Regions from separate parts of the Homo sapiens genome. Here region 2 is linked to region 1. Evidence: chromatin loops called from intact Hi-C (ENCODE). Cell type or tissue: adrenal gland. All regions are shown on one strand. Links, peaks and the distances in the headings refer to the core of each region. The heading gives the core; the rest is flanking DNA.

Region 1 (2,812 bases), core at 147-2,646:
TGTAAAGAGTAGTGGGGACCCGCTCGCTCAAGTGTTGAGCCCTGGAGAAAAATAGCAAAAAGCACTGGGAAAGAAGGGTAGAAAAGAGGCGGGGCCCTGTGTGAGGACCATGCATACCTCAGAATAACACCCTGAGGACCAGCTGGTTCTGGCCCTACTTCTTTTTCCTCATAAATTCAGGCCACAATTGTCCAGGCAACTATGACTTACTGTAATCCAATTTTGAGTGCTCAGTCTTGAATACAAAGTACATAGAGGAGTTTAGGCGTAAGCCCCCTCAGACTACTCTAATCCTGCTTGCACACTGATTCTGCGGGCCTGTGACACTTCAGGGGGCAGCTAGGTCTTCAGTGGGGTGAGCCTCTGACTGACAGCCGGTCTTTAAGGAGAATATCTCTCGGAATTGGCAGAAAGAACCTGGGCTGCCTGTTTAAGATGCAGGTTAATCCTTCTTCTGAAAGCACTGCTGTCACAGCCAACAAAGAATTATTACTTGTCTACATGTATTGTTTATTTCCTCTTGGAATAAAGCATCACAGAACATGGATATTCCTTCATTTCCATTTCTATTAATTGTAGTGTCTTTGAGGTGAATAATAAGACTGTGCAATCAATAGTAATGATGGAACCACCCAGCGCAAACAATATCTCCTCCACTGTCTCTCCTACAGCATCTATCTGCTTTATTAAGTGGCAAAGTATATTTTTTTTTAAGTGCACTGGTAGGGGAAACAAATCTACAAATAATTATTTAAAAAAATTAATCGTTGGTATAATTCAATTATGCAGCATGCAGTGCAGAAAAGTTCTCTTAATTACAACAGAATTGAATAGAAGATTCTTCAGACTTAACCTTGTTATTTTTCAAGGTGAGCTATTGCTAAGTAAATTCTAGGATGGCTTTCAATAGCCTCTCTTTGGAGCAGTCATCTGCAGAACTATTCAGAAGGAATCTGTCTCAGGCCCAGTGCAACTGGAGATAGCTGGAGGATAAATAGGTAACTGGAGGCAGCATGTGAAAAGCAAGGAGCATGGGCTTTGAGGCTGGACAGACCTCTCCAGCAGAAACAAAGCCAGGGACCTTAGGGGAAGTAACTCAGCTCCTCAGACCTGCAATTTATCTCATCATCCCCTCCTTGAAGAGTTCCACAGACAATGAAATGGTTAGCATATACAAAGCACCTCAAGAATCACAGGTACTCATAACAGACATAACCATATCTGGCCCTACTTCTTTTTCCTCATAAATTCAGGCCACAGTTGTCCAGGCATCTATGACTTACTGTAATCCAATTTAGCGTGCTCAGTCTTGAATACAAATTACATGGAGGAGCTTAGGCATGAGCCCCCTCAGACTACTCTAATCCTGCTTGCACACTGATTCTGCTGGCCTCAGCCCACGTCTGCAACTGTATGGACTGTTCCTGTGTATGCTGATGGCTTCTTACCTCAAGGGCCTGCCTCTCCCTGCTTCTCTGCCTACAGGCTTTCTTAAGTGCCATAATAGCTTGTGAAAGGCAGCCCAGAGTGCTGACCTCTAGAGGCCACACTCAACTAATGAGGAATAGAAGTCCACAAATACTTTGACTTCCCCCATCCTTTGATACACGTTCTATGTGATACTGGAGACCAACCATACTAGTTTTCCAAGGACTGAGGATATTCCCAGGATGTGGGACTTTTGATGCTAAATAATCAGTCTAGGCAAAGCAGGATAGTCACCCTAATTATACCTCACAGGGTCCCCAGTGAAATGGAGCCCAGATACCCACAGCAGTAACCTGTTCATGACTGTACCATTGGTTGGCTTTTCTCTTTTCCCTATTTTGTGTTCTCCTGTGTGGGAGCTTCCTGGGGTTACCTTCTAAATAAAACACCTACACTCAATTCCTAGTCTCAAGAGAAAGCCAGACTCAGATAGTACTTGGCCACATGGTGGCTGCCTTTCCTCTACTCCTTCTCTTTACACTAGACCCTTACTCATAACTGAGCCGTGAAGGGTGTGGGCTCTAAGGTGAGCCAAGAGGGTATGGAAATGAAAACAGCAAAGGAAAGACTGCTTTCTGGAAGTTAAATGGACTCTCAGGGCCTTCAAACTGGGCATGCCAAGGGGATACATATGCATTCTCAGTTACCTGTGAATGGGCAAGGTGTTGTCAGTTGGCTGGTTCTCCAGACACTAGCAACAGCCTCTACCTTTCACATCTTCCACTGTTCCCATGCCCATGGAGCTACACCTCATGGGGAGAAGAAAGGTGCATTCTTTGCTCTCTGGGTGGAAATTGAAAGGCCACCCTTTCAAGGTCTCTGCAGCTTATATCCAGGTTCTCTATTCAAACCATGTTAAAGCCCAGGCAGCAGGACTTCCCTCTTTGCTGGTCACTAGTGCCCCAGTGCTAGTCACCTGGTCACTGCTTTTGTATCTGTGTTCACCCTATGCCCCTGCTTACAATCCTCCCTTGGTCTAACTCCTACCCTTCAAGATCAAGCATAACCCTGTAACATTCAGGAAGCCCTCACCAACCATCACAGTCCACATTGACCTCAGTCTTTCCATTAATTGTCTGTACCCTTTTGTACTTACTCTCCATGGCTTGTGTAGTTACTCTGCTGCTTTCCTAGCTGGAGGTGAGTGTCAAGGGAGTGAGACCTGAGCACTGTGGTGACAGCTACCCAGAGCACACAGCAGGAGCTCAGAACCCGCTTTTGCAGTGATGAACCAGCATGGGTAGAGAGTCAGGTGGCTTCTTATGTGGGGCTTCCTAGCAGAAGACCCTGAGATGCAGGTTCTTGTAAATGTGATTCATTAAGA
Region 2 (2,812 bases), core at 101-2,600, 220 kb before region 1:
ACAGATATTCTGAGTGCATTCCTAATTTTGAAGTAAGTCTTTCTTTCTGGGTCCTATATATTACCCAGATATTTTCTGGATCTTTAAACAATTGCCAATAAGGCTGCTTTTTGGACCAGCCTCTGACAGTCAAGTAGAAGAAATGCCTGAGTGTTATACCGAGTGGACAAAAGAAAAGATACTTGTTTCCAAAGTCCTCAAGGCTTACAAGCTGACTCTGAATTTCTGAAACCCCACTTGGGAGCCCTGAGCTCCCCATGAAGTTCCCTAATTTCCAATCTTTCCTACTTCTCAATGAGAACTTTTTTTTTTTTTTGAGACGGAGTCGCGCTCTGTCACCCAGACTGGAGTGCAGTGGCATGATCTCGGCTCACTGCAATCTCCACCTCCCAGGTTCACACCATTCTCCCGCCTCAGCCTTCTGAGTAGCTGGGACTACGGGCTCCCGCCACCATGCCCGGCTAATTTTTTTTGTATTTTTTAGTAGAGACGGGGTTTCACCGTGTTAGCCAGGATGGTCTCGATCTCCTGACATCGTGATCCGCCTGCCTTGGCCTCCCAAGGTGCTGGGATTACAGGTGTGAGCCACCGCGCCCAGCCAGAACCTTTGCATTTTTATAGGGTTATTAGGTACCTGTATCCCATGCATAACAAGAGGCAGAACTTCAGGTATCAGGGCAGGGCAATCAGAGAAGCTCAGTGAGAAGTATTTGAGGATGGGGTGATTTTTACCACCCCCTGCCTACACCATAGGCAATTCTGTCAGTGAGCAGAGCTGTCCTGCATAAAGAGCAGCCTCACTATCTCCAAATGCTCCCTCTGTATCCCAGGCCATTGGGCAGCTCAGCACCCAGGTGGGCCTTTGTTTCTTAGGTTACAATTCTCAGCCCAGAAAAAGAAAAGAATGCCCAAGCCAAAGGCATCCTCCCATGTCCTTGGCTGACCATTTAATTATAAGGTCCAATCAAACTAATTACACATTGGGGTCCTTGAAGACAGTAAGTAATTCAAGTCTGCTTTGCTGCTGAATTCCAGAAAGGTAGATTATTTTTATTACAGTCAGTAGATGGGGCTGTGGCTCATGCAGTTGAAAAGGCAAACCTTGAGACCAAGGGAGTCAAGAGAAAGAGAAGCGTCTTCAGATGACAAACTCTGTAAGGGCTCCATAGTGGGTTAGTGGAAGCTCCCTGCTTTTCAGAGTCAGGTATATGAATTATTTCTAGCAAAATTTATAACCATAGAAAGTAGGTTTTCTCATCAGATTATATTACTGAGCCACAGCTGGTAATAGTTGAGTCGTGTGAAGATTAAACAAGGCAAACCAGCCAGTGCACTGTTGGGCATATAGTAAATGCTCAATAAGTGGTTATTATTTTGATATAATGATTGTTAATTATTTGGTTTAGTGAAAAAAAAAAAAAACATTCAAGTGCTCACAATGCCAGACAGAGTGCTCAGTGCTGGGGATTCCAAAGGCATGCTGTCTTTGTACAATCTTGGATTTCCAATGACAATAGTAACCAAGGCTGAGAGGAAATCCTTCAGGAGACAAAATCTTTACACTTGGCCTGAGACATTCCATTCAAGTGTGGTAAAGAGGTGGTGACAACAGCTAGTGGTTGTGACAAGACATCCTCAGGTACCCACTTTAGCCACTCTGGGTCACTCCAGGGGATAAAAGAGAAGGGATGCCTTGAGGATACAACTTTCATTAAAGAGAGTGAATTAGCACAAAACAAATAATTGTTTAATTTTATTTGTACCTTGACCCACCAAAACTGCATATGGCGTGTGAAAATAAAATCAATACAAGATTTCTTTTAAAAAGAAATAGTAGTCATGGAAGGGAAACTGGATGTATCATACATGTCTCTGGGCTCCCCTCTGAGCTCGGCACCATCTGGGGCAGGAAAGGTGAGGGCATAGCCACTTGGCACTGGCTGCCTTCATGGCAAATACTCTGTGTGGTTCACCCAGCTGCTGCCCAGGGATGGCCTTCCCAAAGGTGCAACCCAACAGCACCTCACTCCATTAGGGGGGCTCCCTGATTGTCCCTGAAGAGTGGCAGAATTCATGCCCCTGCCACTCAGGTATGCAGGGGAATGAATGCTCCTGGAAAAAATCTTGGGCTGATTGGAGACCGGCGCCAGTGGATAAACTCTTCTCTCTTTCTCTTCTCACACAAGACACAATAGTTAATTATTTTTAGTTAGTAATTGCTTTAGATTATTAGAAAATGTCTTGGGGGAGAGTCCAAGATGACCAATTAGAAACAGCTGCAGTCCATGTCGCATAGAGAATGAAAACAGCAAGTGAATTCAGCACCTTCAACCGAAATATCTAGGTTCTCGCATTGGGACTGAATATGTGGAAGACTCGACCAATGGAGAAGGAAGAAAAGCAGGGTGGGGCGACAGCCCACCCTGGAGTGGTGCAGAGCCAAAGGAACCCCCAACGCCAGCCAAGGGAAGCTGTGAGTGATTGTATGACCCCTCCCGGAAAAACAGGCTTCTTCCATAGATGTTTGCAACCTGCAGATCAGGAGATTCCCTCATGAGTCCATGCCATCAGGGTCTTGGGTCTGATACACAGAACTGTGTGGAGTCTTGGCAGAGCAGTCACTCAGGCTCACTCAGAGACACAGGAGTTTTATAGACTCTGGCCCCAGGAATCCTAGCAAGGCAGGAGATCCATCCGTACACTCCCCTAGAAAGCACGCTGAATCCAGGGAGCTGAGAAGTGTCGTTCTGTGGACCCCACTTCCATGGCACCTCACAAGTTAGGACCCACTGGCTTGGAATTCCAGCCAGCA

The links. Peaks named below come from ENCODE experiments on the same cell type or tissue, not always from the same donor. Only the 100,000 strongest peaks of a DNase experiment are listed, where the experiment ranks them.
Region 2: a loop joins it to region 1, with 2.0 times the contacts of the local background. A loop is called at or near these places in 7 of 110 quality-filtered maps.

Annotation. Positions count from the first base shown.
Region 1 is chr3:140,275,577-140,278,388 of GRCh38, reverse strand. The region is part of intron 2 of CLSTN2 (calsyntenin 2); the gene reads right to left. Among named protein-coding and RNA genes, the nearest start is that of CLSTN2-AS1, 230 kb to the left of the region's middle. In adrenal gland, for the core only: a CTCF peak has its summit at 1,523 (motif pointing left); no DNase peak of the experiment used is centred there.
Region 2 is chr3:140,497,571-140,500,382 of GRCh38, reverse strand. All of the region lies in intron 8 of CLSTN2 (calsyntenin 2), which reads right to left. Among named protein-coding and RNA genes, the nearest start is that of CLSTN2-AS1, 9.8 kb to the left of the region's middle. In adrenal gland, for the core only: CTCF peaks have their summits at 872 and 1,072; no DNase peak of the experiment used is centred there.